Linked DNA regions of Homo sapiens: region 1 is linked to region 2. The links are chromatin loops, found by intact Hi-C in ENCODE. Cell type or tissue: PC-3. All regions are shown on one strand. Each heading gives the region's core, and the rest is flanking DNA. Links, peaks and the distances in the headings are about the cores only. Region 1 holds the start of MAP3K13 (mitogen-activated protein kinase kinase kinase 13). Region 2 overlaps MAP3K13 (mitogen-activated protein kinase kinase kinase 13).

What was found. Hi-C counts contacts between places; a loop is a spot of excess contacts. Peaks named below come from ENCODE experiments on the same cell type or tissue, not always from the same donor. Only the 100,000 strongest peaks of a DNase experiment are listed, where the experiment ranks them.
Region 1: a loop joins it to region 2, with 2.5 times the contacts of the local background. A loop is called at or near these places in 3 of 110 quality-filtered maps.

Annotation. Positions count from the first base shown.
Region 1 is chr3:185,357,407-185,373,140 of GRCh38, reverse strand. It overlaps MAP3K13 (mitogen-activated protein kinase kinase kinase 13), which reads right to left and starts at 10,005. Exons shown (of 14, transcript NM_004721.5): 1 at 9,773-10,005. RefSeq lists enhancers at 9,314-9,373, 9,464-9,553 and a silencer at 10,024-10,173. In PC-3, for the core only: no CTCF peak of the experiment used is centred there; DNase peaks (open chromatin) are centred at 6,040, 7,650 and 10,080; H3K4me3 peaks cover 2,154 bases; H3K27ac peaks cover 905 bases.
Region 2 is chr3:185,448,808-185,464,541 of GRCh38, reverse strand. It overlaps MAP3K13 (mitogen-activated protein kinase kinase kinase 13), which reads right to left. Exons shown (of 14, transcript NM_004721.5): 6 at 14,484-14,642; 7 at 13,147-13,255; 8 at 883-992. It overlaps LOC124906312 (a long non-coding RNA gene), which reads left to right. Exons shown (of 3, transcript XR_007096202.1): 2 at 3,677-3,821; 3 at 5,697-7,939. Among named protein-coding and RNA genes, the nearest start is that of TMEM41A, 42 kb to the left of the region's middle. RefSeq lists a silencer at 12,355-12,555. In PC-3, for the core only: a CTCF peak has its summit at 3,612 (motif pointing left); no DNase peak of the experiment used is centred there.

The DNA.
Region 1 (15,734 bases), core at 4,354-12,353, 95 kb after region 2:
CAAGAATAAACCAGAAGTGATTTCTTAGAACATGGAACTCTCAAGACTATCATTTCCTTACCCCAAAACTTCAAGTCCAGCACACAGCCAATTCAAGTCCATAACTATTTGTCAATGTAAAGAATTTCTGGGTACAAGTTCTATGTATTTCAGGTAGATCAAAATGATCATTTCATATTTCTCATGAGCTTGGTGAAGCTTTAGCAGGACAGTCTCAGGTACAGGTATTCCCTTGGAGTGACTTCCTTTTCCTGGCAGGGGAAAAAGAGGAACCTTATCTTAGGGTCCTCTTTGCTCTGCATTAATAATAAGGTTATCTTATCATCTCTCTTTACGTTTCAGATATGGTCAAAGTCTATTAGAACTGGTTGGCTCTTCTTTGTTTTTAAAGCCATTCCATAGCCTATTAAATAGTTAGCAGAAAAAAGATAAGGGCTGTTTATAAGAAAATTTGTGACAAAAGCAGATTGGCTTTAACAAAATCTGGTATCAAAGGTCTAAGATTCAGTTAAAAGAAATCCTTATCATCAATGTAGATAACCTTTTAATCAAAGGAGAGCAGATGATGAGTGAGTACTTTTCAATGTGTTATGGTGGAAGCCCTGATTGGAGAAAAGAAATTATTACAGAAAATATAAAAGATTATGTGACTGTTTTTCTTTCTCCAAGAAACCTGGTCTAGTCTGTCTCTAGGTCTTTGAGAATACTTAAAAGACTAGATTGGGGCATAGCTTCAATCATTAACACAAGCAAATGATCTATTATTTTTTCTTAGACAAACAGATGGAAGGAATCCTACTCCAAAATGGCCAGAAAAAGGAGGAGGAAGGGGAAGGGAGAACCTGGCAAAGTCGTAAAATGTCTTTGTAAATGGGCTCTTGAGCCCTAATGGCTGTAACATCAGGTGAGTATTTCCCAGCAGTTTCTATGCTTAGCAAAAATGAAAGTGGGTCTGTAATTTAGGTCTGGAAGCAGTGGCTGGAAATATCCAAAGGTATGTTGCATCTGTTCCTTCTTAGTGTGCATAGTATCTAAATTTGTTATGGGAGAGGAAATAATTGGTGAGTAATTAGTAAAATGCTTAACCTAACTTTAATCAAGAGATTATTTTCCCTGGAAAAAGCAATCATGGCTTTGCATTTTGGTGAGCTTTATCTCACTAGTCTCAATTATCCATGGTTATCCAAGCCTGCAGATAGCCTAATGTGTCCCATTAAAGGCAGGCAGGCCAGCTACTAAAAATGCAGGCACAATGCCTCAGGGTAATAAGGAGCCTTAGTGGGCTTATTTTGCAAATTGAGCCCTCTTTAGTAATGGCAACTGTGACAGCCCCCCTTTAGGACTCCAAAGAGTCTTTTTCAGTCTGAGTCCCAGATCCACTCCCTTCTGTTTAAGGTGGAAACGGCTGTCCTGGCTGCCACCTGCCTCATCAGCTGAGCTACCGTCTCCCTGGGCTCTGCTCTCCTTTTTTTCTGTCATCTTTCTCCAGTCCTTCATCTTTGGCTACCTTAACCTTGAATCAATTCATTCTTTCACTTCTCTGGCCTTTTGTGAATCCAGAATTTCACTAAAATGTCCTCAGAATTGCTCAATTCTACTATTACCCCAGCCCAGGAATTCACAATGCAAATTAGCACACTGAAGACAATCACCATCTGTCAGCAGGATGTTCTACATTGTTTTTCCTGAAAATTTTTAAACAATTAAAATTGTACAGTTACTGCACATTCTCTTAGGGTTGCCCTGCAACACATGATTGCATTTTGTAAGATGTTTTTACCACACTGCTACACAGATATGTATTGTTACTAAATGAAAATGCTATATGAAAATTATTATAGCTGTTAGGACTAGACATCAGCCCTCTTGGCTTGACAATTATACAAATGAAGAAGGGTGTAAGAAAAATTCCAAACTGATGAAATGAACATACAAATGAAAAGGGAGTTTTTTGTTTTGTAATTTTAAAATTTATCTTTTTTTTTTGACAAAATCTACAAATTTAAAATACCAATCTATCGACCAACTTGTTATTGGGAAAATTATGAAAGAACAATTTTCAAAAGCTAGCAATTATCATACAGAATAATATCTTATTTTTACAAAGGCTGGTTATAATATTTATGAATTTAGTGGGTCTTCATTTTTTCAATTTAATATAGTCTTCATCCTTCATCTAACTTCAGCTCGAGTTAGAAGACAAAAGGAGGTAGTGAGAGATGGGCAGAAAGAGGTAATAGGATGAATTTTGTTAGGAGCACTAACAAAGGTTATTTCAGGAAAAGGCTACAACGTACAACCAAACTGAGGCTACTGGATTATCGGTAGCCACATCCCCTATTAGCCCAGATCACCAAATCACTAGTCTAATGGAAGCTTTTTTTTTTTTTTTTTTTTTTGACTACAGAGAACAATGGTCAAGACAATTGACATTTATAATGGGCATGCCTAAAGGTGTTGAAGTCATAACTGATCAGGAATCTATTTCCTGCTTATAAGGAAAGTGCGTGGGCAAATCTGAAGGTGATTTAACCTATAATCCATCACCTAGATGTCTCCATCTGAACAATTCTGACACTTTCTCCTCCTCCCCAGCTGTCGCAGCATGCCATGGAGGCTAAATTTCTATAAAAATACTGTGAAAGGACCGGGCGCAGTGGGTCACGCCTGTAATCCCAGCACTTTGGGCGGCCAAGGCAGGCAGATCACTTGAGGTCAGGAGTTCAAGACCAGCCTGGCCAACATGGTGAAACCCTGTCTCTACTAAAAAATACAAAAATTAACTGGGCATGGTGGCACATGCCTGTAATCCCAGCTACTCAGGAGGCTGTGGCAGGAGAATCGCTTGAACCCAGGAGACGGAGGTTGCAGTGAGCTGAGATCACGCCAGTGCACTCCAGCCTGGGCAACAAGAGCAAAACTCCATCTCGAGAAAACAAAAAACAAAAAATACTATGAAAGAATTGGAATAAAAGTAGATTTTAGCCAGATTGCCTTAGAAATTGTCCCTTGCTTATTTAATGTTGTTAATTAACATCCAGGTTCCAAGAATCTTACAATGTTAGCATTAAAAAGAACATCTGAGATCACTAAGAACAATTTTTTCATCTCTCATGTTAAAACCAAAGCTTAGGAAAATTTTTAAAAAGCTAAGTGGGTAACTGCCTTGCTAAGGATGACCTGGTAAGGACGACCTGATTGCTACATAGACTCCTACAGTCTTAGTCCAATTCTTTTTCCATTGCATCCTCATGCCTTGCAGTAGGTAAAGAGAAAACATGTTGATTTTATCCATTTTAGTGTAAGAATCTTCTAGATAAAGAAGGCAGGTAAATGGATGAATGATAGAACCTCTTTATTAAAAACTTTACTATACACCAAGGGTTCAATTCAACCTCTGTTCAAGGTGGTGAGTGTGAAACTCCTGCTAAAGTGTTTTTAAAAGCAAAAGAAATTTAAGTGTTTTCAATATTGCCTACATCAGTGGTTCTCTGCCCAATTCATCTGAGAAGCAGAACACATCCCACCCATTAACTATGCCTTACTATGCAGTGATTCTCAGTGGTGATACTATGGGAGGGCACACATCTGCATCCACACACTTATGTAGGAGGATCTATTCTAATAGAGAAGCATGCGAGTTTAAAAGAGCTCTCCAAGCACCACCCTTGCCCTGTTCTTCACCCAACAGAAACATCACTAATCTCCCCAAAATGGCACTTATACAATAAAGTTAATACTGAATATTCACTTTGACTTTTAGGACTTAGAAGAAACTCTCTTTACATCTCAGGGTGCCTGACTAGGTCAACCACTGACCCCTTTGTTTGATGGTTCACCATCTCTTTGAGGAATCAATATCCGCACATAAACAATACAATGCAAAAGTCCCATTTTAAATTTACCCCACTCCCAGCACGCTCTATTCCCCTCCCATCTTTATTTTTCTCCTTAACATTTATCACTGTCTAAACATAATTTACTTACTTACTGTTCATCTCCTTTCATTAGATTAAACTAAGTTCCAAGAGGGCAACAATTTTTGTCTGTTTTATTCACTGCTGCGTACCTAATACTTAGAACTCATAGTAAATGCTCAATCAATATTGTTGATTAAATGAATAGAAAAATGATGACAACACCTTTATACTTGCTAATTCTACTTGGTTTTTTTTTTTTTTGAGATGGAGTTTCACTCTTATTGCCCAGGCTGGAGTGCAGTGGTGCAATCTCGGCTCACCGCAACCTCTGCCTCCCGGGTTCAAGTGATTCTTCTGCCTCAGCCTCCCGAGTAGCTGGGATTACAGGCATGCACCACCATGCCTGGCTAATTTTTTTGTATTTTTAGTAGAGACAGGGTTTCTCCGTGTTGGTCAGGCTGGTCTCAAACTCCTGACCTCAGGTGATCCGCCTGCCTTGGCCTCTCAGAGTGCTGGGCTTACAGGTGTGAGCCACCGCACCTGAAAGTTCATCTTTTCTATCATTCCCTTCAATCATTCTCTCATGCCCGGTACATGGGCCCTCCACCCTCTTAGGGCTTTTTCTGCTAGCTACGTCTAGGGAGAGTATAGCCTGTCTAGGCTCCATGGTTATTATGTGATAATCCTCATTTACCTCCAACTTCTTACCTTCCACTGCACCTGCTGTGCCAACACTTAACCCTATATAACCCCCAACATCTAACTTACCTTACTCTTTCTTTGCCCATTCCAGAGCAGTGCTACAGAAGATTTTAAATTCATGCTGGACTGGACCGAGAGCAATTCATGGCAATACTTAATGTTCACAATCCATAGTAAACAGAAGAAAGAGAACAGAACTAGGAATTAAAGCTGGGTTTGAAAATTAGATATAACATATACTACCTGGTGTCTTTGGTTAAGTCAGTGACCTATCTGAGCCTTTTTTTCCTCATCTGTACAGTGGGAATACTACTACCTACTTCATATCACAAAGATTACATTTAATTAATTAATTTTTTGAGACAGGGTCTGTTCTGTTACCCAGGCTGGAGTGCAGTGGCATAATCAAGGCTCACTGCAACCTCTGCCTCCTGGGTTCAAGCAGTTCTCATGCCTCAGCCTCCCTCCCGAGTGACTGGGACTACAGGCGTGTGCCACCACATCCGGCTAATTTTTGTATTTTTTGTAGACCCAGGGTTTTGCCATGTTGCCCAGGATGGATGAAGATTATATTTTAATAAAATAATGTATATAAAAGCTCCCAACAGGTTTATAGCCATGTAGGCTGGGCACAGTGGCTCACGTCTGTAATTACAACATTGTGGAAGGCCAAGGCAGGAGGATCACTTGAGCACAGGAGTTTGAGACCAGCCTGGGTGACATAGGGAGACCTCATCTCTATAAAAAATTTAAGAAATAGCCAGCTATAGTGGCATGTGTCTGTGGGCCCAGGTATTCGGAGCCTGAGGTGGGAAGATGGCTTGAGCCCAGGAGGCTGAGGCTGCAGGGAGCTGTGATCAAGCCACCATATTCCAGTCTGGGTAACAGAGGGAGACCTTGTTTAAAAAAAAAAAAAATTTACAGACACGTAGAAAGTGCTTAATAAATGTTAGCTCCTCCTCTTTAACATATTTCATTAACTTCCAATGATACCCTCACTCTTTGAGTGAATAACAAGAAAACTCAAGCTTTCTGGTATGAATCTTCTTAATTTTCCTTTCTTCCCTCCTTTTCATATCAGAATGCTATGTTTTCGCTCATTTTCTTTCCTGATTCTGAAAGTCTCTCTCTCTCTTCTGTTCTAAGACCCTGCATGTCAATAGTTTTCAAGCCCGGCTGCACATTAGACTCAGCTGGGAAGCTTTTTAAAAATACATCATCACTGGGTCCCATCACAAACCAATTAAATATAAATCTCTGGAGGTGGAAGCATGGCATCAGTATTTTTTTTAAGTTCCCTGGTAGGGTGCCAAGACAATTTAATGGGGGAAAGAATAGTCTTTTAAACAAATATTACTCAAACAACTGAATATCCAGATTCAAAAGAATAAAGTTGAACCCTGTCTTTATAGCACACACAAAAAATAACTCAAAATGAGTCACAGATCTAAATGTGGAGCTAAAACTATAAAACTCTTAGAAGAAAACATAGAAGTAAATCTTTATGACCTTGAGTCAGGCAAAGCCAACTTAGATATGACACCAAAAGCATAGGCAACAAAAGAAAATAAAACTGAACTTCATCAAAATTAAAAATTTTTATACCATAAACAATATTATCAAGAAAGTGGAGGCAACCTATGGAATGAGAGAAAATATTTGCAAAGTATACATCTGATAAAGAGCTTGTGTCCAGAATATATAAAGGACACTTGCAAGTCAGGATTAAAAGATAATTTAATTTTTAATGTGGACAATGTGTCTAAATAGATATTTTTCCAAAGAAGATATACAGATGGCCAATAAGCACATAAAAAGATCCTTGACATCATTCACTTTTAGGGAAATATAAACCAAAACCACAATGAGATTCCATTTCAAACTTGTTAAGATGGTTCTAATAGAAAAGATAGATAATAACAAGTGTTGAAGAGGATGTGCTGAAACTGGACCCTCATACATTGCTGATGGGAATGTAAAATGGTGCAACCACTTTGGAAAACAATTTGGCATCTCCTGAAAATGTTAAACATATAGTAATCATAATGACCCAGCAATTCAAGTCCCAGGTATATACCCAAGAGAAATTAAAACAAATTCACACAAAAATGTGTACACAAATGTTCATAGAAGCATTATTCCTAATAGTCAAAAAGCGGAAGCCCAAATATCTATCAACTGATGAATGGATAAGTAAAATATGGTGCACTGGAATATTTCTTGGGAATAAAAAGATAAGAAGTACTGATATAGGCTACAACATGGACAAACTTTGAAAACATTATGCTAAGTGAAATAAGCTAGTTACAAAAGAGCATGTACTGTATGATTTCATTTACATGAAATATCCAGACTGAGCAAATCTATATATAGAGAAAGCAGATTGGCGGTTGTCTAGGGCTGGGGGGTGAAGAGAAATGAGGAGTGACTGCTAATGGGTATGTGGTTTCTTTTTGTGATGATGAAAATGTTCTAAAATGGATTGTGATGATTGTACAACTCTGTGAACATACTAAAAACCATTAAATAGGAAAAAAGAAAAGAGAAAAGAAAGGAAGGAAGGAAGGGAGGGAGGGAGGGAGGGAGGGAAGGGAAAGGGGAGGGGAAGAGAGGGGAGGGGAGGGGAGGGGAGGGGAGGGGAGGGGAGGGGAGGGGAGGGGAGGGGATGGGGAGAAAGAGGTAGGGAGGGAAGGGAAAAAGGTTCCACAGGTAATTCTAATACTGAAGTTTATTTCCGGCATTTTCCTTTCTAGATTCCTTCAGAGTAAAGACTGCATTTTCTAAATTTTTTTCTCCCCCATATTCTTACAGAATAGTAACACAGAGCAAGGGTGTGATTTTTTTATTTTTATTTTTTTGCAACAAACTGTTCTTGGGGAATGTTCTTTATTTTAATCAAAATTGCAAGATCAGGCTGCCACCTGGCAGAATTGGTCATCTTGGCTATCTTGAACTATTTGAGCTCTCCAAGCACTTAATTCAGCTGAAGCACACAGAAAGAGGATAGGCACACAACGCAAACCAAACTGACCGGTTTTGCCATCTGAAGTATGGTTGTTCTGTCATCTACCAGTGGATGTGGCCTCTGGCCCTTAGGAACCATTCTTTTGACAGTTCCCCAGGACATGGCTCTGGTTTGACTGACTTTGTTTACTAAATAAATTAATTCCTACTTCTGGAGTAGCTTCAGTTTTTAAACAGAAAGCCATCTATTGACAGTCACTGATACACAGGATTTTATTGTTTGATATTAAACAATTAAGAGTTATTGTTTTTTTCCCTACAAGTACACTATACATGAAGATAAATATAATGTAGAATACAGTCACTAGGAGTGGGGAGAGAGGGGGATTCTATATCTGCTCTGTGCCTTAAAGTAACAGTTTTACTTTAGTAAATCCAAAGTACATACTGTATTTCTTTCACAGAAATAAGGCTCTCTTTTGGCAAAATGTGCATCAAAGACAGAGTCTGATGAACATTTTTTAAGATGAGTTTGATTATTAAACAACATTTTTTAAATATCCTAAGAATTTGACCTTTCGTGCTAGTAGACTTCAATAATTTAAAATTACTTGGAAATTGCTACTTTCAACAAACTCTCTGAAGATATACAAAAAAGGAAAATGCTGAAATAAGTCAAGATGTTTACAAATATTATGTCTAAAATGTTATCTCATTTGTTAAACCCAGAAAATAAAAAATAATAAAATATGAAACCATAATTGTCCGAGTATAGGACAAAGATCTGATTTAGAATCAGGCAGAGGTTTTCCCTCTATTACTCCAGCAAGTTCAAATGTACTCAGAAATACAAAATGATTGACGGTAATATCAAGATGAGAAACAAAAGACAATGTTACATCCTCAGGTATGATAAGTTTGAAATTAGATGAGTTTACAGTTGGAAGATTCATTAAGAACAACAATTCAAAAGATATTATAGCCATAATTTAGAAGTCTTGCTTCACGAGAAAAGATAATATAAAAATCTAAAAATTAAGTATTGATTTTACAAGGTAAACATGGCAGCCTGGATTATAAGAAATATCAGGCATTTTGCTTTCTCAGGAGAAAGAACAACTGGGTACATGCTGCAGACTGGCATATAAATCGCTCAAAGTGAAGCAGTTGGGAAATGCTGTCAGATTATTCGGGTTGAGGAGCTGCCCCAGGGGCAGAACATGTCACAATGTCACATCCCTCTTCTTTACTCTCACAACTTTCACCAGAATAAACAGACCCTTGGAAAACAAATTCAATCACAAATAGTAACTTTTTGTTAAAACTACAGTAGCAAACTACCAAACCAACTTTATACATGGAACATATCAGAACTTTTCCATGTTTCCCCAACACAGTGGAATAAACTATTTTCAGCTAATAAGTTCATCTTAGGAAAACACTCATGTGCATTTCTATGCAATATAATTGTGGAACATTGTAACCACTTCTTAGTTTTCATTAGAGGATATTGAAAAACCCAAGTTTAAGGATAATTCCCCCTTTCCCTCGAATGCAGCTTTTTAAGTTTTTGACACTATAAAGTGTAGAGAGTGACATAAAGAAGAGCTATGAATATATATAAATACACCACTATGGCTCCCGTCATAAGAGCTTTTGAAAAATGGTTGAACAAGTATTCATCTTCACCAAATTGCAATCGCAAGATACTGACTGTTACACAATATGAAACAAAGGCAAGGTGAAGGGTGAGGAACGGCAGAAAGGACGGTCGCAAGGAAGACAAGTGCCCCACAGGATAGAACCTGCTCTGTCTTGCGGGCCCCGCTTTTCTCAGCACCTTTCTGGTGTTCTGGGCTTTTCTGCTAATACCATCCACATCATCTCTCAGAGAAATGAATCTCCCTTTAAGGAAAGCCAAGCAGGCATCCGAGGTAACGTGCAGAACCGTAAATGAAAAATGTCCACGTCTAGCAGGCAGACAAGCAAAGGAAAACCAGCTGTCAGTTTCAGAGGCTCCTAGCTGTAACGGGGTTTCGGGTTTCTCTCCGCCTCTGTCTCTCTGTCTCTCTCACGGTGTCGCCCTCAATAATATCAGCTTTCTAATCACCTCAAATCACACATTCTCTGTCTGTCCTTGTGAAATAAATACTGAAGAAACAGGAAAAACAGAGTGCAATACTCACAACAACGAAGAATTCCTACACATGCTGTTCCATTTTCTTGCTTTGAAAAGATGTAAGGTGAATTTTAAAAGCCTTGCAGAATTGGAAAAATAAAGGGGAGGGGGATTCCACCCACACAATCCTCCAGCCCACCGCAAAGGAGCCCAAAGGCTTGCTGACGTCACAGATTCATGAATGGATGTAAATTGGGCTGGTTTAGGATTCCGCACAGACTTCGCTGTGGTGTGTGTCATGAAAAAAAAAAGAGGGGCGGGTCCAGAGTAGGCCCAGCCAATAGGCTTCAGGCAGACATGGCCTTCCTTCTTTTAGAAGGAATCTGGTCACAGAATAAACAGAGCCCGCCAATCAGGCATCTGCCACTGCCTTAAGACAGACTGGCAGCTTGAGTGTGTGTGTGTGTGTGTGTGTGTGCGTGTGTGTGTGTGTGTGTGTGTGTGTTTCAAGCTGTGATAGTCATAAAAACATTATTATTGTTATTGAATGAAGGAATCAAAATAGAATTTCTGTGGAATCAAGGATAACAAAAATGCATATAGAAGAAATCCCATCTTTTATTCATTAGAACTCTTTTCTTCAACCCTTTTCTTACTGTTCAGCAATATGCCTGATGCGATCAAAACAAATCAAAGTCAGGAAAACCATTTCTAAAACTAGCAGACTAGTGGACATGTATGCCCTGCTCACCACGACTTGTAAAAGCAAAATTGTCGGGACTTGTAAAAGCAAAATTGTCGGGAAGAACGCATGGGAACAATAATCTAGTAACTAAGAAAACAGACATATGGAAAATAATATTACACGAATGTAGCTGTTTTGCACAGCAGTAACATCTTGCTGACCTTCATGATGTATCAAAAGTGGATATGGAAGAAAAATTTACTGCTACTTTTAAGTAGGGTACAGTGTTTCCTCATTGGTTTATTCAACTTCTGGCAGTCGATTAAGACACAGCTCCAAAAGGGCACTTAATGAAACTTTGAACAAATTTTGGTTTCAGTAAGATGTTTTATTATTAACAGCAAAAACAGCTGTATTAAATTCACTCAAGAGGCATCTCTTTCTTCTTTATTTTTACACTTTTCAGTTATACAAAATTGGAGATGAATATATTTATTGTCCCTACTCCCCATCACTACACTTCACAATGACTAATACTTGACAAATACTGATCATGATTTTTCTGAACTTGGGAAATGGCCTCAATCCTTGAAACTAGAACGATCGTGGTTAATATAAAGCCTCAGTTATGAGGTGTCCAGTGACCAAGAACATTCTGAACAGAGATCTGCTCTATTTCTCAATCAGATTATTTATACAACTGTGAGAGAAGGAAAGTGGTGGCCTGTTTCTAAGTGGTTCTGGAGGGTCTAAACCTGACCACTAGTAAGTATTGCACACTTCTTAGCTCATTTGGAAAAGGAAAACTTTTCAGGATAATTTTACACACAGCAAAGATATTCAGTGTACTGTCTATATTGAAGCAATAGAATATCGTTGGCAAACAACATAGTTAACAAACTTCTCTAAAGGAGCTTATTGTGGAATATCACTACAAAAAAGATAGACCAAAGAAGTTTACACATGTAACATGGGAGTGCTCAAGGCAAATACGGCATTGGTACACGCCCAGTAGGCCTCAGTGTACCACATTATTTAAGAACGAACATGCAAGGCACGGTGGCTCATGCCTGTAATCCCAACACTTTGGGAGGCCAAGGTGGGCGGATCACGAGGTCAGGGATCGAGACCATCCTGGCTAACATGGTGAAACCCCGTCTCTACTAAAAATACAAAAACAAAATTAGCCGGGCGTGATGGTGGGCGCCTGTAGCCCCAGCTACTCGGGAGGCTGAGGCAGGAGAATGGCGTGAACCCGGGAGGCGGAGCTTGCAGTGAGCCGAGATCTTGCCACTGCACTCCAGCCTGGGTGACAGAGCAAGACTCCGTCTCAAAGAAAAAAGAAAAAAAAAAAACAAAAAACGAACAAATGGAAAGCTGAAGAATATACATCTCTATTTAACAACAACCAAAGCCAATCAGGATACATTAAAAGAATCAGATTTATGGAAAACATTTTTTTCTTCCAAAACAATACAGACTAACTAATGGAAAGAGGCAAACTTTTTGTGGACTATGTCAATAAAATAGCCAAGAAACATCAATTTGTGTGTGTGTGTATATATATATATAATATATACACACACATATAAAATCTGTATATATGTATATGTATATATGTGTGTATACACACACACACACACACACACACATATATATATATACACATACACATATACATATAAAATCTGAGGTCAGGAGTTTGAGACAAGCCTGGCCAACATGGTGAAACCCCATCTCTACTAAAAATACAAAAATTAGCTGGGCATGGTGGCACACATCTGTAATCCCAGCTACTCGGGAAGCTGAGGCATGAGAATCGCTTGAATCTGGGAGGCAGAGGTTGCAGTGAGCTGAGATCACACCACTGCACTCCAGCCTGGTGACAGAGTGAGACTCCCTCTCTCAAAAAAAAAAAAAAAAAAAAAAAAAGCTAAAGCTGTTGTAGAAGTTTTTCTGTAAGTTTTGACAGCAACAAAATTACTAATAAGTCCACTATGGATGGGAGTAGTCTCTGAAGCAATTCAACAAAACAGGGTCTATAAATGCTTCTAATAACAGTCACCTAAGATTCTTGGCTCAATATATAACCTGGAAAATAAAAACTTGGGGGCTTTATGGACTTGCCACTTCAGTAAGATGATAAACTTGGCCTCAGTTAGCATGCTTCCTGTACCACAGGAACATCAGCTAGGCCAACAAAGACTCCTCCATGTCAACTATCATGGGAAATCATTGGAAAGATAAGCTGTCTCACCAAATTATGGAAGATATAGAAGTCAGTCTTGGAGGAAGTCATTATCATTTTAGAAGCAGAAGGTAGGAAGGGATATAGAGGCATGAAAAATGTACACTCTAGAGAAGTACAGCCCAAGAGAACTTGCTGTGATTATGGAGCATTCCATAGATTTGAAAGATGGCTAGTGTTCTTGAGGAAGTGAATTTTTAATGTAAAGTGATTTAAATTTATTTAACTCCAAAATAGTCACATTTAGCTGGTGGCTATGGTATGCAACAATGCAACTCTAGAGATATCAAGCCAAGTCCCATCATTATAAGTAATTTTTAATTGCAGCACATGGGCATACTAAGTGTGGAGGACTGCAAAGCCATTATCAAGGTGAGTAAGCTCTTTTAAGAACCAAATGAATCTCCTCAAACTTCAGTAATAACTGGAAAATGACTCTAGTCTCATTATGCAAGAAGATATTTAAAACTCATTATTAGATAAAAATCTATATATAGAAATTAAGGTACAATAATTCTGCTATAAAATATAAGCTATTCTTGTTTTGGAGTTTTTTTTTTTTGAGGAAAAAAATGTGTTTTTAAAAAAGGAAAACAACTCATTTAAGCCAGAATCGAAGTCCAAAGTATCATGACCCATGGGCAATTTTTGTCAGAAATACCAGGAAAAAGAAAGAGTTTAGTGATCTCAAATGCTAATACGTGGAGACTCAAATTTCCTTCACAGATAAGTGTGTAGTGGTTAAAAGCTGGTAAAGAGATCTGGGCTCAAATCCTATTTCTGCCACTTATTAGTTATGAATATTCAGGTAAACCTGAGTTTCAGTTTTCTCATTATTAGAATGGGGATTATAATAGCCTATATTATTGTGTGAAGGTTAAAGTAATATTATAACACATGTAAAGATTTGCACACAGTACCTACATACAGAAGTTACTCAGTAAATGATACTGGTAGCTGGTTTTATTTTGTTATTGAGACCCTGCTACTCTCTCAACAAGGGAAATTTCAACAACTGTGCAGATCCAGGAATCAGAACCACAGGAACTAATACAACATCTTTATTTTGCTTATAATAAATCTTGAACAGATCTGATATGGTTTGGCTCTGTGTCCCCACCCAAATCTCATCTTGAATTGTAATCCCATAATCCCCATGTGTTGTGGGAGGGATCTGGTGGGGGGTAATTGAATCATGGGGGCAGTTCCTCCATACTGTTCTCATGGTAGTGAATAGGTCTCACAAGATCTGATGGTTTTATCAGGGGTTTCCACTTTTGCATCTTCCTCACTCTCTCTTTGCCTGCTGCCGTCCGTGTAAGATATAACTTGCTCTTCCTTGCCTTCCACCATAATTGCGAGGTTTCCCCAGCCATGTGGAACTGTAAGTCCAATTAAACCTCTTTCTTTTGTAAATTGCCCAGTCTCAGGTACGTTTTTATCATCAGCGTGAAAACAGACTAATACAAAATCTTTTCAGGAAATTCTAAAAATATCTATTAGTGACCCAACTTCCAAAGGGAAGTTCATCCAAGTCATTTTCCTTCAGGTGGTTGGGGAATATCTTTGGGGTTCTGAAACAGATCAGGGGAACCTTCAGGTAGTTATGCTAGCTGATCAAGAGCTCTATTCATTGTTTTTAAAAAGCAGCTACATTTTTCTACATAAAGATGTAGTTTGTATAAAATGATGTGAATTAATCTGGAAAACAATCTGTCTCCTAGTTGGGAATACTGGTCAGAATTCTCCACTTTCATATCAGAATGTTAACCCTATTTCCACTCCAAAGTATATGGAGCCTTGGTCAATAACTGAATTTCAATATTCAAAGACCTCAGCAGATTATTATTAATACTGCCATTTTTCTCTGTCCAGCTCCCATTAAATGCCTATCTGAGAAAGTGATTTTTAAGAAACATCTAAGGAAAAACATTCTTATAAGTTCACTCAAATCTATCCTTGTGTCAAGGGAGATCATCAGAAAGCTACATGCTATCTAAATATCATTAGCCTAATACCCCTTAGAAGAATAACTATCATTGAGTGTTGTGGTCTTGCTTTTATTAAAAATTATTATAAGGAAGATTCATATTGCTTCTGTGTTGTCCATTATCTTGAATGATATCTCCCATGTAAGGAATTCACATGGAGAATTTGTTTTACAACTTAATATGAAGGAAAAATTTTCTGTTCTTGAAGAATTATTAGGTGTCTGTCTACCTTTTAGATGATAACAGTGTAATCCACTGAATTTTCATTTTTTCGACCCTGCTGCTGGGAAGCTCAGAGCCAACTTTAAAATTCATATGCTTTAAAATAAGCTAAGCACAAAAGTATATATTTACATGCATACTTGCTTTCTCTTCCTTGTTTTGGGTTGGATTACTCTATGGTTAACCTTATTATATACATTCTTTTTTATGATAAGCACTTCAAACACTTTTTGAAAAGGTATGCTATAAATAAAAATTTGCACTAAATACATATCTGTAAACTTTTAAGAAGATTAAAGCCTCATGTTAAATTCTACAGTCATCTTTATATTAAAGGTACACATTATGGCAAACTTTAAAGAATATTGTGAGTTAATTAGACTTAACTATTCAATATTTTTAATTAAAGGATAATAAAATATCTAGCCAGCTGGAGAAAAGCAATTGCTTGAGATTTTATGTGCTATTCAGAATAAGTCTTAACAGCTTAATGAAGCTTTAATGTGTTATTCCTGTCAAAAGGATGATTACCAATGAGGGATATAAGATTCTTCTCTGACTGATAACACAAATGTACTGAAGCAAATCAAAAGCAGATGGATTTCTCAATTAATAAAATATTTACCATCCCCAAAATACACCATTCCATAACATACAAATTCTGGCAAAATACCATAAACCAAACCTTTGCAGGATTAAAAATAATATACTGAGTTTGCAAAGGTACTTTATACACTGAAAGAGCAAAAGAAGACTTTATAGATTACTTTACTCATCCACATAGAATTCATACTACTTTCTTTCTTTCTTTTTCTTTTTTTCTTTTTTTTTTTTTTTTTTTTAGATGGAGTTTCACTCTTGTTGCCCAGGCTGGAGTGCAATG
Region 2 (15,734 bases), core at 472-8,471:
GGGCGGCAGGATGGATTGAGTGCAAGCAGGGGAAATGCCAGATGTTTATAAAACCATCAGATCTCCTGAGAACTCACCCATTATCACAAAAACAGCATGGGGGAAGCCGCCCCCAAGATCCAGTTACCTCCACCTGGTTCTTGACACATGGGGATTATGGGGGTTACAATATGAGGTGAGATTTGGGTGGAGACACAGAGCCAAACCATATCAGTGATTATTCGTGAACATGTCTTATCTCTCTCTCTTTTTTTGAGACAGAATCTCACTCTGTCACCCAGGCTGGGGTGCAGTGGCACAATCTGGGCTCACTGTAGCCTCCATCTCCTGGGTTCACGTGATTCTCATGCCTCTGTCTCCTGCATAGCTGGGATCACAGGCATCGTGCGCCACCACACCCAGCTAATTTTTTGTATTTTTAGTAGAGATGGGGTTTTGCCATGCTGGGCGGGCTGGTCTCAAACTCCTGGGCTCAAGTGACCCGCCTGCCTTGGCCTCCCAAAGTGCTGGGATTACAGGTGTGAGCCACTGCACCTGGCCTTATATCTCTTAATAGATTATAAGCATCTTGAAGCCAGGGACTAAATCTTATAAATTTCTGGAATTGCATGGCACCTAGGACACTGGCTGAATGATTAAATAGCATTGTTTCAAGAATCTTTGTTGCAGAGACCTAATAAAAGAGGATAATGGAGTTGGGAAGAAAGGATAGGAAAGAGATACAAAGGAAGGCTAACTTTTGGGGCAACTTTTAAAGAGCATAACAATAAAAAGCAGAGGTGAAAGGTGTGTGGAAAGTGAAATGGTGGTTATGATAAGGGTGCCTGTTAACATCTGAAGACCTGGGGATGAAGGGAGGTGGGGAAGGAGGGATGAGCTGACCTGAGCTCTTCTCTGCGCCTTCGAATCAGTTCTTCATCTAACCGGTGTATACAAGTTCCTTCACTTTTGATCTTCTCAAAATGTTTTTTCACTTCTTCTCTCCATTCAGCCTGGGTAAGGACAAATTAGATTTTGATAAATTCCAGGAGTTTCAATCCCTGATATATCCATAAAGTCACGTACAAGATTTTTTTTCCCTGCATGCTTCTACTGAAGAGCCTTTTTCAGAATAGATGTTCAATAAATATGATTTGATTAATAGCAAAATATCTCCTGCTACTATATCTCCACGCCCCAGCCCACTTCTATATTTCTACTCCAATATATGATGCTGTGTTTTTCCGAGTTTTCCTCCAGCACTGGCTATGAGGAACATCACAGCCGGCATGCTGGCCATCACTTTTGGAATAAAAGAGTTCACTTTAAGGCAAGATGGTGGCTGAGATCGCCTGGCCAGAAAAAAACAGCTCTGATAACCACATGGAAACGTATGTGTGCATGTGAGATTACGAACATCTTTTTGGGCCCAGAATTCCTCCTAGGCTTTGTTTGGGAAAGTATCTTGAGAAAATACCTAGAGTAGAAGACCCTACAGGCATGAACAGCAGGAAATTAGAATAGAAATATAAGAAGCTATACGGGAATTTGGAGTTGAGGGAAATAACAGAAAGGAGAGAAGGAGGAGGAGGAAAGAGAGAGTATGGCCAAGCAATCTAGTAGTTTGACAAAATTTTTAGAGCAGGGATGGATGTCTAATACATGGTTGAAGTTGTTCAAAATGTAAACTTCTTTAAATTTTCTAAACTTTCAGTGAGGTCTCTGACATTCACCTAGGCTTTGAATGACTGCTTTAAAAAAAATTTGTTTATTTATTTATTATTATTTTTGAGACGGAGTCTCGCTCTGTCACCCAGGCTGGAGTGCAGTGGCGTGATATCGGCTCACTGCAGCCTCTGTCTCCCGGGTTCAAGTGATCCTCCTGCCTCAGCCTCCTGAGTAGCTGGGATTACAGGAACGTGCCACCACACCCGGCTAATTTTTGTATTTTTAGTAGAGGCGGGATTTCACCTTGTTGTCCAGGCTGGTCTTGAACTCCTGACCTCAAATGATCCACCCAGTTTGGCCTCCCAAAGTGCTGGGATTACAGGCATGAGCCACCGCACCCGGCCCTGTTTTGTTTTTTAAAGAAAGGTGCTGAATTGAATGTTTGGTCAATATAGGACAAAGATAAAGGCACAACCACAAGGCAGCAGGGGTGGGGACCAAGAATTTTAGGAAGGCAGAGGCAGAGCAGCCATGAAATTATCACTCTCCCAGAAATGTACAGAAGTATTAGAAAGGACATTGAGCTTTCCACAGGGCATGAAATTTCAAGCTAATTTTACCTAAATTTTAGGGGGTAGAAAAAAACCACTACTGGAATATGGCCTACAGGCAATAGGCCACAGAGAGAAACAAACAGTGAAAATAAGTTTCCTCATATTATGTATAGACTATCTTCCATCTCCAGAAGCCAGTGAGACATAATTTCCAGTGAAGGCTAGATTTGTAACTAAATGTATCTATATAATCTTCTCCTGAAATTATTCTACTACCTTTAGATTCATGTTAAAAAGTATCTCTCCAGATCGTCAGGTAGCTCCATTTTGAATTTGGTGGGAGTCTCCCTATTGTTTTCCATGTTAGCTGCACCATTTTGCATTCTCACCAACAGTGTATAAGGGTTCCAGTTTCTCTACATCCTTGCCTATATATATTTTTAAAATTAAAAAAAATAATAGCAATCCCTAATTGCTATTGTGGGTGTGGTGGCTCATGCCTGGAATTCCAGCACTTTGGGAGGCTGAGGTGAGAGGATTGCTTGAGCCCAGGAGTTCAAGACCAGCCTGGCCAACATGGTGAAACCCTGTCTCTACTAAAAATACAAAAATTAGCTGGGTGTGGTGGCCTGCCCCTGCAATGCCAGCTATTCGGCAGGCTGAGGCAGGAGAACCGCTTGAACCCGGGAGGCAGAGCTTGCAGCGAGCCAAGATCATGCCATTGCACTCCAGCCTGGGCAACAAGAGCGAAACTCCATCTCAGAAAAAAAATTAAAAAAATAAAATAAAATAAAAGACAGTAGCTCTCATTAAGTGTACAACAATAATAGAAAGAGTATCTTTCTGGATCAAGTAAGTAGTTATTCTTAAGTAATTGTGGATTTATAGAAGGTTTTCCCCAAATTAGCTGTTTCTCATCTATTTTTATAGAGGAAATTATATTTTAATCATGCAAAAAATGATCATTCTATAATATGCTAGATTTTCCCACATATAGGTTGAACACTGGAGAGAAGTTTCTGTTGGTTGGTTGACTTTCAGGCAGCAAATCTATCCAACAATGCCATTAGAAAGCCAAGATCCAGAATACAGTACTGCAGTCTATGGCCATACCACCCTGAACGTGCCCAATCTCATCAGAATACACTACTGCATTGTTTGATAGGGGCCTTTGACAGCATCTAAGCTGTAAACGAAAGTTTGGTTGAGCCCCTGCTAATGCTATTCTCTCAATCATCAGATCAAAGTCATGGAGCAGGAGGAGTATTTGAGCCTTAGGAGGCGAAAGAATGACAAGTGAAAGTAGTTAGACCAAAAAAGAATAAGAGGGTCAGATTTGTGTCTTGAAGTATCCTCTTTTGTGCAAAACTGTCACTGTATCCTACTAAAATACTCCAAGAAGGGACGAGAAAAGGAGTACCTCCCTCTGGTGGTGAGGAATTTTATATCACAGATGAGATTTGTTTTAATTCTAGAGGAAATAAATCTCCTGACATCTAGCTTATAATTACGGGAAACTCAAGGAGAACTTTCTGAAGATTGAAATCTGTAAGAAAGTAGATTTCCAGAAAAGAAGTTCCCTCCTGTGAACAGAAAAAAGGACGTATGGGAAAACACCAGGTACTGATGAATAATGTGTTTCCCCCGAAGGTATCCTATTCCTGGCACTTGTTGATTTCGAGTTCCATTTTATATACTTAGAATCTCATGGAAAAGGAGTTCCAATTTGAGCTTAATCTGCAATTCAGCCATGTCTGGGCACATATGAAGAAAGGGAGGATGGGCAAGCCCACAGCCAATTTGCACAGCTATCGAGGAAGCTCTGAGAGAGAAGGCTAAGGGTGGGAGGAGTCCTGCATGAGCCTGACCTGTGACAAAGCCACCTTCCTAGGAGTGGAGGGGCATTTCCCATCGTTTCACTACAAGGCCTGAGATACCCTGGAACAGAACCAGCGTTGCTCTCCTGCTGTCCACAGTATTGATAAGAGGCTAATCAGTTAATAGGGTTGCTCCAAAAAATAAAAAAATAAAATAAAAAGTAAAGACAGAGCTTAGTTAAGATAGAAGAGACATTACATTTGTGGGTGGAAGATATGAAAAGAAACGTGTTCTGATGGACAGCAGTCAGGCTCCGTACTATTCAAGGTTTAGGCATCCACTGGGGGTCATGGAATGTACCACGGATAAGTGGGGAATACTGTATAGATGTCAAAATAAAGTCAAATTAATAGATAAACGGATAAACAAAATGTGGTATATATACCATGGAATATTATTTAGCCATAAAAAGTAATGAAGTTGTGACACGTGCTACAAAATACGTGAACCTTGAAAACACACCACGTGAAACAAGCCAGGCACAAACGAACAAATATTGTACTATTCTACTTAAATGAAATAACCTGGAATAGGCAAATTCATAGAGACAGAAAGTAGAATAGAGATTACCGGGGGTGGTGGGGAGGAGGGAATGGGGAGTTACTGCTGAATGAGGTGATGAAAATTTTTGGAAACAGATAGTGGTGACAATTTCACAACATTGTGAATGTAATTAATGCCACTGAGTCATGCATTCAAAAATGGTTAAAATCGGCCGGGTGGAGTGGCTCATGTCTATAATCCCAGCACTTTGGGAGGCTGAGGCGGGTGGATCACCTGAAGTCAGGAGTTCGAGACCAGCTTGGCCAACATGGTGAAACCCCATCTTTACTAAAAATACAAAAAATTAGCCAGCATGATGGCAGGTGCCTGTAGTCCCAGCTACGTGGGAGGCTGAGGCAGGAGAGAATAGCTTGAACCTGGGAGGTGGAGGTTGCAGTGGGCTGAGATCACACCACTGCACTCCAGCCGGGGTGACAAGAGCGAAACTCTGTCTCAAAAAAAAATTTTTTTTAATGGTTAAAATGGCAAATTTTATACTATCTTTATTTTACCACACTTTTTAAAAAGTAAATAACAACAACAAAAAAGAAATTGAGCCAGTTCCAGCCTAGCTTAAGGAGTAGAGAAGCAAGATTTGGGGGGCTTATTAGAGGGAAATCAGATGGGATCAGAAAAGCCATAGTGGGGTCCAGTCCAACCCTTTCTGGGCACACGACTCCTCTCCTGATGTGAGTGTCCAGCCTCTGCATACGTATCTGCTCCCTCACAAGATTACTTTTAAGGCAGCAGAGTCTAACCTCACAGTTGGGGTGTCTCCGCAACTCCCAGTCCCTGCATTTCTGGGCGGTCACAATGGCACTCAAGAGAACACTAGAATGATGCAAAGGCAGCAGGGTGAGAGAGCTTCAAAGCCAGGCACACGATCCACCTGGCAACTGGGATCTGGAATTGGGTGACAGTGTTTTCTAAAGACTCATGTCAAATGTAATTGAATACCAGGAACAGTAATTGCCTATTTGGAGAAATGGGTGATTGTCTAGCAATGAAGCTATAGCTTTGGCAGAATCTAACATTGTATTGAAATCGGTTGCTTTGTTCATCTGCTCCATATAGGCTACATCTTTATACATGTGCTGTTGACGAAAAACAAATGCCGCGTTTTCTCAGGAAGGAGTCAGCTGGACTCTTGGCAGCACCTCTTGACCGAAGTTTTGGTGGAAAGTGGAGACCAGGTGCTAACAACTATTGATTGATAACTGACGTTGAGAGGATCTTAGCAGGCAGGAGGAGGCAAGGCCTCAGGTACAAGAGGACTATAGAAAGAGAATGTGCCTGCCAAAAAGCCAGGTCTTCCCTACTGGGGCAGGATAAAGTCAAACACAATAGGAGTTCCCTGGCTGCCATCTTATTCATCTCAGGAGTTCATCAGAAAAAGAATCCAGAATCTAACAACCCAAAGGAGGCTTAATTTTTGTACTTAGTACAAAGCTACAAAAATTAAGGTGAATAATGGCACCTTTGTTTTTGTTTTATGCTATCGTACGCAACTCAAGAATAATGACATAATGACATCTTTTTTTTTTTTTTTTTTGAGATGGGGTCTCGCTCTATTGCCCAGGCTGGAGTGCAGTGGCTCGATCTTGGCTCACTGCAACCTCTGCCTCCTGGGTTCAAGCGATTCTTGTGTCTCAGCCTCCCAAGTAGCTGGCATTACAGGTGATTACACCACACCCAGCTAAGTTTTGTATTTTCAGTAGACACTTGGTTTTGCCATGTTGCCCAGACTGGTCTTGAACTCCTGACCTCAAATGATCCACCCATCTCGGTCTCCCAAAGTGCTGGGATTACAGGCATGAGCCACTGTGGCCAGCCAAGAATAATGACATCTTACAATCAACTGTTCTTGATGGTCTACAATGCATTTGCAGTTTTATCTTTTCATTTGCTCCTCACAGAAACTCCCTAAGGAAGGGAAGATAGGATTATCTTCATTGTTTTGGTGAATAAGCTGAGGTTTAGTGTAACTGAGTGACTTAGCCAAGACCACACAGTATGAAGTGACAGGATGGAGTTTAGACTAAAGGTCTCTTACTATTTGTAGTACCTCACTAGCCAGTTCATATTAGCTAGAGGTAGTCTCACTTTCAGATCCAGAGACAAATTGACTTATAAATACCGAGAAAATTCTAGGAGGTAGCAAAATAGCAGATTTGGAGCTATTTAAGGAGAAGAGAAATTTTATGTTGGGAAAAATGTGGAAGAAGAAGAAGTGAATATGAAAAAATGCTGCTATGGTCTGAATGTTTGTGTTCCCTCCAAATTCATATGCTGAAATCTTAACTGCAAAGGGACAGTATTAGGAGGTGGGGCTTTGGGGAAGTAATTAGGTCATGAGGGCAGAGCCCTCATGAATGAGAAAAGTGCCCTTATCAAATAGGCCCAAGGGAGCTTGTTCACCCTTCCACCTCGTGAGGACACAGTGAGAAGGCATCACCTATAAACCAGAACTCAGGCCCTCACCAGACACCAACTCTGCTGGTGCCTTGGACTTCTCAGTCTCCAGAACCGTGAGACTAACTTCTGCTGTTTCTAAGCCACCCAGTGTGTGACATTTTGTTGTAGCAGCCTGAGCTAAGATAGATGCTTAATGTACTCAGTTTTCTTCTCCCCTCTTCTCTCCTATTCTGACCTCCTCTCCTGTTCTCTCCTCTCCTTTTCTTTCCTATTCTTTTCCCAAGACAACCTTTTCTGAGTTCAGTTTTAATGCTCCATGCTATGGGTGTCTTGATAATCTGGGAGCGGTTCAGGTGAGGAACCCGACTGTGGCAACTTAGCTGCCCTGCACAGGGCTCTGCAAGTGGTAGGTTCTCAAAATGTGTGACTGGCTTCAGAAGTGACGTTTTAGGAGGACTTAAGTAACATCTGTTCAGAACTGGAAGTTTTTCCAAATATGTAAACTTATATTGACCGTCTTAATGGCTTGTGACTTAATACCATCATCAGAAATTGCTTTTCAAAATTATGCTACGTACAGTTTTATTGTAAAGGAAGCAAAGTTGGCTGTGCACGGTGGCTCACACCTGTAACCGCAGCACGTTGGGAGGCCAAGGTGGGTGGATCACCTGAGGTGAAGAGTTCGAGACCAGCCTGGCCAACGTGGTGAAACCTGTCTCTACTAAAAATACAAAAATTAACCGAGTGTGGTGGCACACGCCTGTAGTCCCAGCTACTCGGGAAGCTGAGACAGGAGAATTGCTTGAACTCGGGAGGTGGAGGCTGCAGTGAGCAGAGATTGCGACACTGCACTCCAGCCTGGGTAAGACAGAGCAAGACTCCGTCTCAAAAAAAAAAAAAAAAAAAAAGGAGAAGCAAAGCTGTGATTGCAACCATATCTTAAAGTTCGAAAGATTTCCTAGCGAGTACTATATTCTCTTTCATTTCACAAAAGGGTTAAGTGTTTTTTCTGATTACTAACAGAAGATAAAGATTTCTCATCCAGTGCCCCGATACCTACATGTATCTGAACAGATGGGCGATAGTGCTAAGGGAATTGATCTGAATGTGTATCAAAGAATGCAGGAAATGCCATGAAGTCAACCTCCTACCTCATCTTATTTCCTCTGAAAGCAAACACTTTACTTACATAATAATTTCTTAGAAATAGTAACAAACAATAGGGGCAAGCCTGACTATTTAAAGACACAGTTGTGGGGAGATCTAAGTTTATGGATCAGAGAGGGTGTGTTAGAACTTTGGTAACAGGACAGGAGTCTCTGATTTATCATTTCTTAGGAACTCCAATCAAAACAACAAAAACCTATGCCTTTACTAAGATATTCCTCAATATCTGTGTGACAGGCAGAGTGTCTCTCTGTGTATCAGACACCACAGAAGTACTCCAAGCCTCCAGCAGGGGCAGGTAGAAAAACATATATCTCATATATATATATATCTCATATATATCTCATATATATCATATATATATCTCATACATATCATATATATACATCATATATATATCTCATATATACATCATATATATCTCATCTATATCATATATATCTCATCTATATCATATATCTCATCTATATCTCATATATATCTCATATATATCTCATATATATATCTCATATATATCTCATATATATATCTCATATATCTCATATATATATCTCATATATATATCATATATATATCTCATATATATATCATATATATATCTCATATATATATCATATATATCTCATATATATCTCATATATATATCATATATATATCTCATATATATATCATATATATATCATATATATATCTCATATATATCATATATATATCATATATCTCATATATATGATATATATATCTCATATATATCATATATATGTCATATATATCTCATATATATCATATATATGTCATATATATCTCATATATATCATATATATCTCATATATATCTCATGTATATATCTCATATATATCATGTATATATCTCATATATATGATATATATCTCATATATATATCTCATATATATCATATATATCTCATATATATATCTCATATATGATATATATATCATATATATCATATATATCTCATATATATATCATATATATCTCATATATATCATATATATCTCATATATATCTCATATATATCTCATATATATATCTCATATATCTCATATATATCTCATATATCTCATATATATCATATATATATCTCATATATATCATATATATATCTCATATATATCATATATATATCTCATATATATCATATATATCTCATATATATCATATATATCTCACATATATATCATATATATATCTCACATATATCTCATATATCTCACATATATCTCATATATATATCTCACATATATCTCATATATATCTCACATATATCTCATATATATATCATATATATCTCATATATATCATATATATCTCATATATATCATATATATCTCATATATATCATATATATATCTCATATATATATCATATATATCTCATATATATATCATATATATATCTCATATATATATCATATATATATCTCATATATATATCATATATATATCTCATATATATATCATGTATATATCTCATATATATATCATGTATATATCTCATATATATATCATGTATATATCTCATATATATCATGTATATATCTCATATATATGTCATATATATCTCATATATATGATATATATATCATATATATCATATATATCTCATATATGATATATATATCTCATATATATATCATATAAATATCTCATATATATCATATATATATCATATATATATCTCATATATATATCTCATATATATATCATATATATCTCATATATATCTATATATCATATATATATCATATATATCATATATATGTGTATATATCATATATATATCTCATATATATGGTATATATCATATATATCTCATATATATGTATATATATCATATATATCTCATATATATATCATATATATCTCATATATATATCTCATATATATCATATATATCTCATATATCTCATATATATATCTCATATATATCTCATATATCTCATATATATATCTCATATATATCTCATATATCTCATATATATCATATATATCTCATATATATCTCATATATATATGATATATATCTCATATATATCATATATATGATATATATCTCATATATGTATCATATATATCTCATATATATGTATCATATATATATCTCATATATATGTATCATATATATATCTCATATATATGTATCATATATATATCTCATATATATGTATCATATATATATCTCATATATATGTATCATATATATATCTCATATATATGTATCATATATATATCTCATATATATGTATCATATATATATCTCATATATATGTATCATATATATATCTCATATATATGTATCATATATATATCTCATATATATGTATCATATATATATCTCATATATATGTATCATATATATCTCATATATATGTATCATATATATCTCATATATATGTATCACATATATATCTCATATATATGTATCACATATATATCTCATATATATGTATCATATATATATATCTCATATATATGTATCATATATATATATCTCATATATATGTATCATATATATATATCTCATATATATATATAATTTTTTTTTTTTTTAGACGGAGTCTCGCTTTGTCCCCCAGGGTGGAGTGCAGTGGCGTGATCTCAGCTCACTGCATCCTCCGCCTCCCAGGTTCAAGTGATTCTCCTGCCTCAGCCTCCTGAGTAGCTGGGACTACAGGTGTGTAGCACCACGTGCAGCTAATTTTTGTATTTTTAGTAGAGACAGGGTTTCACCATGTTGGCCAGGATGGTCTCAATCTCTTGACCTCGTGATCTGCCCGCCTCGGCCTCCCAAAGTGAAAAGCATATTTAAGGACTTGTTCAGCTCCCAGGGATGATGCCCCTCCAAAAGTTCAGGACTGTTTTCATCAGACACTTTCCTGGTGGGTAAACTCATCGCCCTTCAGGGATGGGGGGCTATGAGAAGGAGGCTGAAATGCCAATTGCTAGTAAAATGTCTTTTCTGAGACTGAATCTTTGAAATGCTACTGGAAGTCAGTGGGGAGATGCGATTCACTTTACAAAATTCATTTCTGAAGCACAATAACATTAAGTGAGATAAAGCTATATGAGAAATGAGAAATTAGGTAATTTTGTTATGTTCTATAAGCATACAGCTATAATTCAGGATCATCACATTTATTTCAAAAGTTATAGTTCCATTCCTTTTGATATTGCCTGGGTCTGGAAGGGATAAGGGCCTTATAAAAAATTCATCTCTCACCACCCCCTTATCCACATTGATAGTGGTTAGATGACCAATCCTTATGACATTTGCACCCTTTTAATTTAATTGCCACCAATTCTTCCCCTCTCCAGATCTGCGCCCTTATGATGTGCTGTGGCAGATTCTCTTGTCAAGAGGTGAAGCCTATTTCTCAATCCCGAGAATCTGGGTTGGCCTGTGACTTGCTTGGCCGATGGAACATTAGCAGGAATAATGCAGCACAGGCCTGGAAATCACTTGTGCATTGGGACTTGCTCTCTCGCTACATTTGTTACCCTGAGAACACTATGTGAACAAGCCCAAGGTGGCCTGCTGGAGGGATAGAGGCCACGTGGAGGAGAAGCAAGGTGCTCTAGCTAATAGCCAGCCAGTGGTCAGGTGCGTGAATGAGACCGTCCTAGGACCAGCCAGCCTCCCAGCTGACCTGACAATTCACCACAGACACACGAGTGAGCCCAGTCAAAGCCAGTAGAACTGCCTGGCCCAAATTGCCAACCCATAGAATCATGAGCTACATACACATAAATGCTTACTGTTCTAAGCCATAAGTTTTGGGATGGGGCCAGGCAATGGCTCATGCCTGTAATCCCAGCAGTTTGGGAGGCCGAGGCAGGGAGATCGCTTGAGCCCAGGAGTTTGAGACCAGCCTGGGCAACATGGTGAAACCACATCTCTACCAAAAAAACAAAAACAAAAAACAAAAATTAGCCAGGTGTGGTGGTGCATGCTTGTAGTCCTAGGTACTTGGGGGGCTGAAGTGGGAGGGTTGCTTGAGCCCGGGAGGTGAAGGCTGCAGTGAGCCGAGATCAGACCACGGTACTCCTGCCTGGTTGACAGAGTGAGACCTTGTCTCAAAAAATAAAAATAAAAATAAAAGTTTTGAGATGGTTTGTAGTACAGTAGAGGCTAACAGAATCATTAAATTATACTTACTTGGAGCTACTAGGTGACACACTTAGAGAAAAGGTTCTCTCTAGGCTGAGTTCTATCATAGGCTCATTGTGGTATTTAACCTCCCACGTCTGTACTTCAGCTTTTCTACTTCAAAGAAGATAATACTTTCTTGAAGGTCAGCAGTAATCCTAATTCAGGTGTATGTACATTACAGCTTTCTTATCTTCTTTTTCTCTTTTCTCTTCAGCAGTTTTACCAGGAGCCACTATAAGGATAATATTCTGACACGTGTTTTTTCTTTTCTTTCTTTCTTTTTTCTTTTTTTTTTTTTTTGAGGCGGTGTTTTGCTCTTGTTGCCCAGGCTGGAGTACAATGGCATGATCTCGGCTGAACACTACCTCCGCTTCCCGGGTTCAAGTGATTCTCCTGCCTCAGCCTCCTGAGTAGGTGGGATTACAGGCATGCGCCACCATACCTGGCTAATTTTGTATTTTTAGTAGAAGCGGGGGTTTCTCCATGTTGGCCAGGCTGGTCTTGAATTCCTGGCCTCAGGTGATCTGCCTGGCTCGGCCTCCCAAAGTGCACCCGGCCAACACGTGTTTTTTCAAATGAGTTAATAATAATGTTAAGTGCTTTAAAAGCTCTTAAGATGTCATATGTGTGAAGTATCATATTTATTGTGTCACAATGAATGGAGTTATATAACTATTATAACAAACACAATGGGCCCTTCTAAGAGTTACTCTGTTTCATTGAGAGTTCTCTATCTGTTTAGTAGCACCTGGTAGGAAGTTTCCCAACTTACCTGAGACTTGAAGTAAGTTTCTTGTGGGGTGGCAAGTACATCTGCAGAGGCAATGTCTAAATGCATGAGTGTCTGCCGAAAAGAAGGTCGGTTTCGAGGTTTACTCTGCCTAAAAGTGAAAAAGACAGTTTGTGCATTTCAGAAGTTGTATCCAGGAGAATGAAGATTTTATTTTACTTTATGAAGAAGATTGTTTACTTCAAAATGGCTATATCTGAGTAAAACCAGCTGTACTCCATTATATCAGGATAGCATAACTGAATTGTATCTCAGTACAGTTTTAACATTTCTTTTTTTCTTTTTTTTGAGACGGAGTCTCGCTCTGTCACTCAGGCTGGAGTGCAGTGGCGCAATCTCAGCTCACTGCAAGCTCCGCCTCCTGGGTTCACGCCATTCTCCTGCCTCAGCCTCCTGAGTAGCTGGGACTACAGGCACCCGCCACCAGACCTGGCTAATTTTTTTGTATTTTTAGTAGAGACGGGGTTTCATCGTGTTAACCAGGATGGTCTCGATCTCCTGACCTCGTGATACGCCCGCCTCGGCCTCCTAAAGTGCTGGGATTACAGGCGTGAGCCACCGTACCCGGCCCTTAACATTTCTTTAAATTTATTTTTTATTTTTTTTTCAGAGACGGGGTCTCACTATGTTGCCTAAGCTGATCTCAGACTCATGGGTTCAAGTGATCCTCCTACCTCGGCCTCCCAAAGTGTTGGGATTACAGGCGTGAGCCACCATGCCTGGCCCTGCAGTACAGTTTTTTATTTATATTTTATTTTATTTTATGTTTTTAACACAGAGATGGGGTCTCGCTATGTTGCCCAAGCTGCTCTTGAACTCCTCGCCTCAAGTGATCCTCCCATCTCTGCCAGCCAAAGTGTTGGAATTACAGGTGTGAGCCACTGTGCCTGGCTGCCCTGCAGTACAGTTTTGATATACTGAAGAGCAAAAGGAAAATGTAATTATGAGATACGTCTAATGATGAAATGGAAATCTAGGATTAGTGACCTATTTAATAATAGTCCATTAGGACTAGCAAAGAAATAGTAGCTATCATTGACCAAGGCCTACTATTTTGAGATAATAACACCAAGTTCTTTATTTCTAAATTTTAATTAATTACAACACAATAACTCTATGAGTCAGTGTTGTCTCTATTTTACAAATGAGAAAACTGATATTGAATAACGTGCCCAAAATTGCACAGATAGAAAGGGGCAGAGCTAGTATTTGAACCCAAGATTCTCCTACTCCAAAGCTCCTATTCTTTCCACCACCAGGATATTTACTCCAAATACACATTAGAGACCTCCCTATTGTTTTAGAGACAATATTCTTACCACGTCTGTTTCATAAGGATTTTGAATCCATCAGGGCAAGTGGAAGGAACTGGAAGGTGGAGGCTGTTGCTTCCAACACCCCAGATAATGGCTGAAGAATCTACATCTTTGTAAGGGATCTCTCCTGTCAGCAGCTCCCAAAGCACCACTCCAAAAGACCTACAGTAGCGCCGGGAACATGGACAGAAGATGTTTCAGAAAGACTGATTTGTATTTTAGTTCTCTATTAATTGAAATCAAATTAGTACATATACCCAGTTTTAAAATTCTAATACTGCTATAAGAAAAACAGAAACATCTGGGACAACTCTGAAAAAAAAAAAAAAATCTATGTGGGGTAATCAACACTACCAGAAATTAAAACCTGAATAATTAACTCCCGTGTGTGAACAGATCACCAGCATAATGGACTGGACAAGAAATCCAGAAATAAACCAAATACATTTAGGAATTGAATGTATGATAGAAGTGACATCAAAAACCAGTGGGGAAAAATTGATTAGTTAATAAATGTTGTTGGAACAGCTAGGAAAAAAATTAAATCTATAACTCACCATAAATCAAGATAAATTTCACATGAATCAAAGATTTAAATAGAAAAATGAAACCATAAAAATCTTCTAAAAAATAAGGAGTTAAAAAATTATCTAGGAGTGTTAAAAACTTTTTTTTTTTTTTTTTTTTTTTAGACAGCATCTTGCTCTGTCACCTAGGCTGGAATGCAGTGGTGCGATCTTGGCTCACTGCAACCTCCACCTCCTGGGTTCAAGCGATTCTGCTGCCTGAGCCTCCCAAGTAGCTGGGATTACAAGTGCGTGCCACCACGCCTGGCTAATTTTTTGTATTTTTAGTGGAGATGGGATTTCACCATGTTGGCCAGGCTGGTCTCGAACTCCTGACCTCAAGTGATCCACCCGCCTTGGCCTCCCAAAGTGCTGGAATTACAGGTGTGAGCCACTGCGCCTGGCTTTTAAAGACTTTTTAAACCATGAAATCTAAAAGCCATAAAAGGAGAAATTGAGAAATTAAACTGTATTTTCAAAATCTGACACTGAAAAAAATACCATAAGCAAAATAACAAAATGTGAAGTATCTACAATTTACACAAAATGTGAATCTCCTTAATACATAAAATACTCTGATAAATTATGAGTAAAAATCAGAAAGCTGAGCAAAGATTATGAGTCATTCACAAATAAGCAAATACGATGGCTGTAACACATATGAACAAAAGTACAGGCTCACTTATCC